2 separate regions of the Homo sapiens genome follow, and region 2 is linked to region 1. A link is a loop called in an ENCODE intact Hi-C map of the cell type or tissue named here. Cell type or tissue: PC-3. All regions are shown on one strand. Links, peaks and the distances in the headings refer to the core of each region. The heading gives the core; the rest is flanking DNA. Region 1 overlaps CLNK (cytokine dependent hematopoietic cell linker). Region 2 has its middle 9.7 kb from the start of CLNK.

Region 1 (2,922 bases), core at 97-2,596:
TTCCAGAGCACCTTATCACCTGCTAACATGCTATACCCATTCCTGATTCATTCTGTTTACTGTTATTGTTGTCCTTCTCTGTTCCATGGATAGAGATCCTTTTCTGCTTTGTTCCATAGGAATTAGCCATCTTCTTTATTTTGTTCACTGATATATCTTGAGCACTGAGAGTAATTCTCGGCCCACATTGAGCACTAAGAAAAAAATAAATGTGTTGTTGAATTCATTTTGGTAAAAATTTCTAGCCTAAATACTTACTGAGGACTTGTTCTATTCCAAGCATGGTTGTAAGCATTTTGCATGCATTATCTCATTTAATTCTTACAATATTCTCAATATGTAGCAAAACCTAAACACCTTCGATGCCAAATGCTGCTATTAAACAGTCCCTGGGGAACACAGATGAGATATAATGATTGACTCCAACCCTGGCTTCCTGGGTTTGATTATCTTTTGATAAGTGCTTTGAAAACCCATGTCTCTAGACAACATGATAAGATAGATCTGCCACACCCCAGAGCTCATCAGCATGGGAAATCAACTGTGTACCAAGGGCAGTAGATAAGCCATGGGGTAAATCTAGGATTCCAGCCACTCTCCATTTCCATGAAACCCAGCATGACGCAGTGGAAAGAAACAGTCTTTGGGTCAGATAGGCCTGATACTGAATGCCATTCAGGTGTTTACTGTTGTGCAGCTGCAAACAATATACTTTGCCTCCCTGGGCTTTTCCTCCCAATCTGTAAAGTAGAAATATGGCTTAACCTGAAATGTTGTCAACAGGAATAATTGAGAAAAGTGGCTGACACACTCTCAGCAAGACACTTTGGACGTGGGATCTTTCACAGGCCAATGTGTCCATTGTCTTTTGGGGAATGACTTCAAACTCAGGTGTCTTTCTCAGGACCATGATGTTGGGCAGACCTTGTACAAAAGCTCATTTCTGTCACTTCACACCAATCTGTATTGAACTCTTCCTGTGGGCGGGGCCCCATTCTAAGAGCTGGGAATATGGAAATAAAATAAATGTCATTTTTTTCGCTGAGAGATGTGGGTAGGTTTCTTCAGCTCTCTCAACACTTGGTTACTGAGAGGATCAAATGAGAGATGGGTCTGGAACAAGAAAGCATGAATCCCATGTTCACCTATGCACCTTTTCATTGTAGACATTGTGGGAATACTGGCTGTGACATGCAGCGTTTACTGTTTACAGACAGAGATTTGGCCAATTGTTCATGATGGCTGCTCTTTGGGGGCAGAATCGGGGCTGTAGGGAGAGAGTGGATTGTCAGGGACCAGACCATGGAGGGCCGGTGAGTCATGTTCCAAAGATGGACTGTGACTACAGGCATTAGGAATGCCAGATTTTACAATGAGGATCCTGGCTGCAACACAGTGAATGGATTGGAGGAAGTAAGAAGTGGAGGAAAGGAAGGGGAGAGGGTGCTGGAGATTCTCAGAGGACAGAAGGCAGGAGCCACCCCCAGGAGCAGCACATCATTGGGCCTCACTCTGTCTTCTCATTTCCCTCCCCTACCTTGTTTTCCCTTCTTTTTTGTGGACCTGCTGGGATCATAAAGTGTGGCACCAGGAGATAGAGGAAAGGCTATTTTCCTGGGGGGCTCCTTCTCTAGAAGCCCCTCTGGCACTCACGGGAGGCCCCTCCCAGCTTCCCTGCAGACTGCAGAAGAAGGTCCACTACATTTTTTTTTTTTTTTCAGACTTAGCCTCCCTCTGTGGCCAGGCTGGAGTGCAGTGGCATGATTTCAGCCCACTGCAACCTCCACCTCCCAGGTTCAGATGATTCTCATGCCTCAGCCTCCTGAATAGGTGGGATTACAGGCACCCGCCACCATGCCCAGCTAATTTTTGTGTTGTTTGTTTGTTTGTTTGTTTTTGAGACGGAGCCTTGCTCTGTCACCAGGCTGGAGTGCAGTACTGTGATCTTGGCTCACTGCAACCTCTGCCTCCTGGGTTCAAGCGATTCTCCTGCCTCAGCCTCCCAAATATCTGGGATTACAGGCACATGCCACCACACCCAGCTAATTTTTGTATTTTTAGTAGAGACGGGGTTTCACCATGTTGGGCAGGATGGTCTTGATCTCCTGACCTCATGATCTGTTTGCCTCAACCTCCCAAAGTGCTGGGATTACAGGCGTGAGCCACTGCGCCCAGCCTAATTTTTGTATTTTTAGTAGAGATGGGGTTTCACCATGTTGCCCCGGCTGGTCTCGAACTCCTGACCTCAAGTGATCCGCCTGCCTCGGCCTCCCAAATCGCTGGGATTACAGACGTGAACCACCATGGCCAGCTCATTATGTCTTTTTTACTCAGGCTATTTATGGGGTGTCTACTTACCAGGTACAAATCAAGTTTTTATTTTGAGGATTCATACGTGTGTGTGTGTGTGTGTGTGTGTGTGTGTGTGTGTGTGTGTGTGTGTTGCTTTTTTATGTTGTTTTCTATCACGCATCCAGAATCTTTCAGGCATGACCACCTATAAATTAAACCACCAGGAACACGTCTATGGACCTATAAAAGGGGTAATTCACTGTTGTTATTTTATTTGCTCATTACATACATTGATGGTCTATTAAAAGCTACATCTCTTGACAGTCGAGACAGAGAAAAAAAGGAGAAAGCATTTGAAAAATGAGATGTAAGGCCTCTCTTTGTCTAGGTTCATTTATTTCCTCTTGCTGAATCAAAATTTAAACCAAAAAGAAGAGGGGGGAAAAAGCTTTTATGGGTTTTCTGGAAACCTGGGCATCAAAGATTCAGGATTATTTTCTTGTTTTCTAAATTAGATCAGCTTTTTTTGTCTTTCTCTTTTTCTCTCCCCAAGAAGATTAAAAAGAAAAAAAAAAAACGGGCCGGGCGCGGTGGCTCACGCCTGTAATCCCAGCACTTTGGGAGGCCGAG
Region 2 (2,922 bases), core at 171-2,670, 83 kb before region 1:
ACCCTGTCAAAAAAAAAAAAAAGCTCTAATTGTGATCGAGGACAAGATGAGATTCTCAAAGACAAGGCAGGGGAATTGAATGCTCTATAGGGGTAATAAATGAAACTCTGAGCTGGAAATGCCTCTCCTCTTCCGTCTTCATTATGCTTACCTCTGTACAAAATAGCCTGGTGCACCATGTACTTGGAAAGCTGACCTTGACCAGGCTGTGGGGATATGGAAGCAAACTCCAAGAATATGACTCAGAAGAGAGGGTTTCATCCCCCTTCTCATAACTTGCTTCTGTTATCATAAGATCTGGGAGGCCCTGACGGGCCAGGACAGGGTTAAAGAGAAGCAGGCACAGAGAGGGCCACTGAGTTTAGCTTGAGAGAAAAGGAGAAGCATGGAAGGGCTTGGAGTTGGCCAGGGATGAGCTAGTTAAAGCACAGACCCAGCTGCTTTCTGATTTTATAACATTCAAGCTTTCACAGCTTCAATCTCCTTCCTTTTATTCATTTTTTATTTTTAGTTGACAAATAATAATTGTCAACTAAATTATAAATTGAGAAATAATAATTCTCAATTAAATAATAATTGTCCATATATTTAAGGAGTACAATGTGAGGTTATGGCACATGTATACATTGTGGAATGATTAAATCATGCAAATTAACAAATCCATCAACTCACATACTTATCCTTTCTTTGTGATGGAAACATTTAGAATGTATTCTGTTAGCAATTTTGAAATATACAATACATTACTCTTAACTATAGTTATCATGCTTACTAGAACTGACTCCTCCTGTCTAACTGAAACTTTGTATCCTGTGATCAATATCTCCCCTTTCCCAGTCCACTCCTCCATCCCTGCCAGGCCTCTGTCAATCACCATGCTACTCTCTACTTCCGTGAGTTCATTGCATGATTATTCACAGTAGGCAAGATATGGAAATAACTTGACTGCCCATCAACAGATAAATGGATAAATGGAACACTATTTAGGGTTAGAAAAGAACATTCTATCTTTGCAACAACATGAGTGAAGCTGGAGGACATAAGGCTAAGTGAAATAAGCCAGGTACAGAAGGACAAATGCTGCATGATCTCCTTCTTTTTAAATGGAAATCATGCCCACCCTGAGAAATGTTGGTAGTATATACCACCATAACATAATACAGTCATGAGTCACTAAGTGACTCGGGTGAGTTCTAAGAAATGCATCGTTAGGTGATTTCATAGTTGTGCAAACATTGTAGAGTGTATTTACACAAACCTAGGAAACAATAGCCTCCTGCACAACTAGATTATATGGTATAGTTTATTGTTCCTAGGCTACAAACCTGTACAGCATGTTACTGCACTGGATATGGTAGGAAATCACAACATAATAGTATTCGTGTATCTAAACTTATCCAACATGAAAAAGGTACAGTAAAATTATGGTGTTATAACTTTGTGGGACCTTCGTTGTATATACAGTCCATCATTGACTAAAACAGCCTTAGGCAGTGCATGACTGTGCATGCACAGTTCCTGGGTCTAAGCCCATCCCCAGCCACTGTGTGTGAGTGCCCTTGTTCCTTACCTTCAGGCTCAAGGTGTCTAAAGGTGTGAATACTAAGCTGAAGGCCCATACTTGGTCCCACCTGGCCGGATAGAAATTAAATAGAATTTGGGAATCTAGTATGAATCAGCAAAAGAGGCGGTATATTTGGCTGTACTTATGTCATTGGTGCTTCTGCTGCTGAAAAGACTGACGTGGCAATTGTAGGATCCTCAGGGGTGATTTAGGGACAGGGCCTAGGAATGGTTTCCTCGCCTCTACCACCACCAATAGCAAACGCTGAAGAAGCTGGTACACCATCTCCAGAAGATACGACAGTCTTTTTGTTGAAAAGCCTAGAATATTTGACTGCATTATCTCAAGTGCTATTTAAACAAATTATAGCTGCTATTCATAGGATTTCTGGCCACTGGAGCTGCAAAATGGTTTCAAACTGCGATCTCCTCACTCTGCAACACATGGTTATGGTCCATATGCATCCCTAAGAAATCTCAGATCCTTAATTTGAGATCACATTTATTAAAAACAATTGTTTCACTGTGGATTAAAAGGGATAGGGAACTAGAAATGTGTACTCTTCAGGCATAAATGTTGTTTTTCTATAGGAATTTTCAAAGCAATGATGCATCAGAGTTGTAAATGTATGGCTCTGTATCAGGCACTTAGGGCTGCTGGAACAAGTGCCACCAACTGGGTGGTTTACAACAACAGAAGTGAGTCCTCTCAGGGTTCTGGAGGCCAGAGTCCTAAATCAAGGTGTGGGCAGGGCTGTGCTCCCTCCCAAGCATCTAGGGGAGGACACTTCCTTGCCCCTTTCAGCTTCTGGCAGCCCTAGGCATTCCTTGGCTTGTGGCCACATACCTCCAATATCTGCCTCTGTCTTCCCATGGCTGTCTTCTCCCTGTGTGTCTCTGTTTCTTCAAATGGGGTTCTCTTTTCTGTACAGCTCTCTTCTTTTTTAAGGGTGCGAGTTATCTTGGCTAAGGACTACCCCAGTGATTTCATCTTAACTTGATTACATCTGCAAAGACCCTTTTTCCAAATAAGGTCACATTCTAATGTAACTGGGAGTTAAGACTCCAACATATTTCTTTAGGAGAGTCTTTTCTCCCATCAGCAACATCAGAATCACTTCACATTGCTTTTACACCTAAGAATCCCTTTTACATTCATTGTTACCAGGCTCCTTATACAAGGCTCAAGGATAACCAAATAAAACAGCTATCTTGCAAGTCCAGCTGGTTCCCGAATGGCCCAGAATCAGTGCTTCTTCCCCAGCTGAAGTGCGTTACAGATACACTAACCAGCCTATCATGAAAATTATGTCCCCAGATTGATCAGCATACATGCTCAATCCACATAAAACAATCTCT

Evidence for each region. Hi-C counts contacts between places; a loop is a spot of excess contacts. Peaks named below come from ENCODE experiments on the same cell type or tissue, not always from the same donor. Only the 100,000 strongest peaks of a DNase experiment are listed, where the experiment ranks them.
Region 2: a loop joins it to region 1, with 2.0 times the contacts of the local background. A loop is called at or near these places in 2 of 110 quality-filtered maps.

What each region holds. Positions count from the first base shown.
Region 1 is chr4:10,610,293-10,613,214 of GRCh38, reverse strand. The region is part of intron 2 of CLNK (cytokine dependent hematopoietic cell linker); the gene reads left to right. Among named protein-coding and RNA genes, the nearest start is that of CLNK, 73 kb to the left of the region's middle. In PC-3, for the core only: no CTCF peak of the experiment used is centred there; a DNase peak (open chromatin) is centred at 1,364; H3K27ac peaks cover 916 bases.
Region 2 is chr4:10,692,962-10,695,883 of GRCh38, reverse strand. It overlaps a transcript of CLNK not described here. Among named protein-coding and RNA genes, the nearest start is that of CLNK, 9.7 kb to the right of the region's middle. In PC-3, for the core only: no CTCF peak of the experiment used is centred there; DNase peaks (open chromatin) are centred at 883 and 1,223; H3K27ac peaks cover 2,046 bases.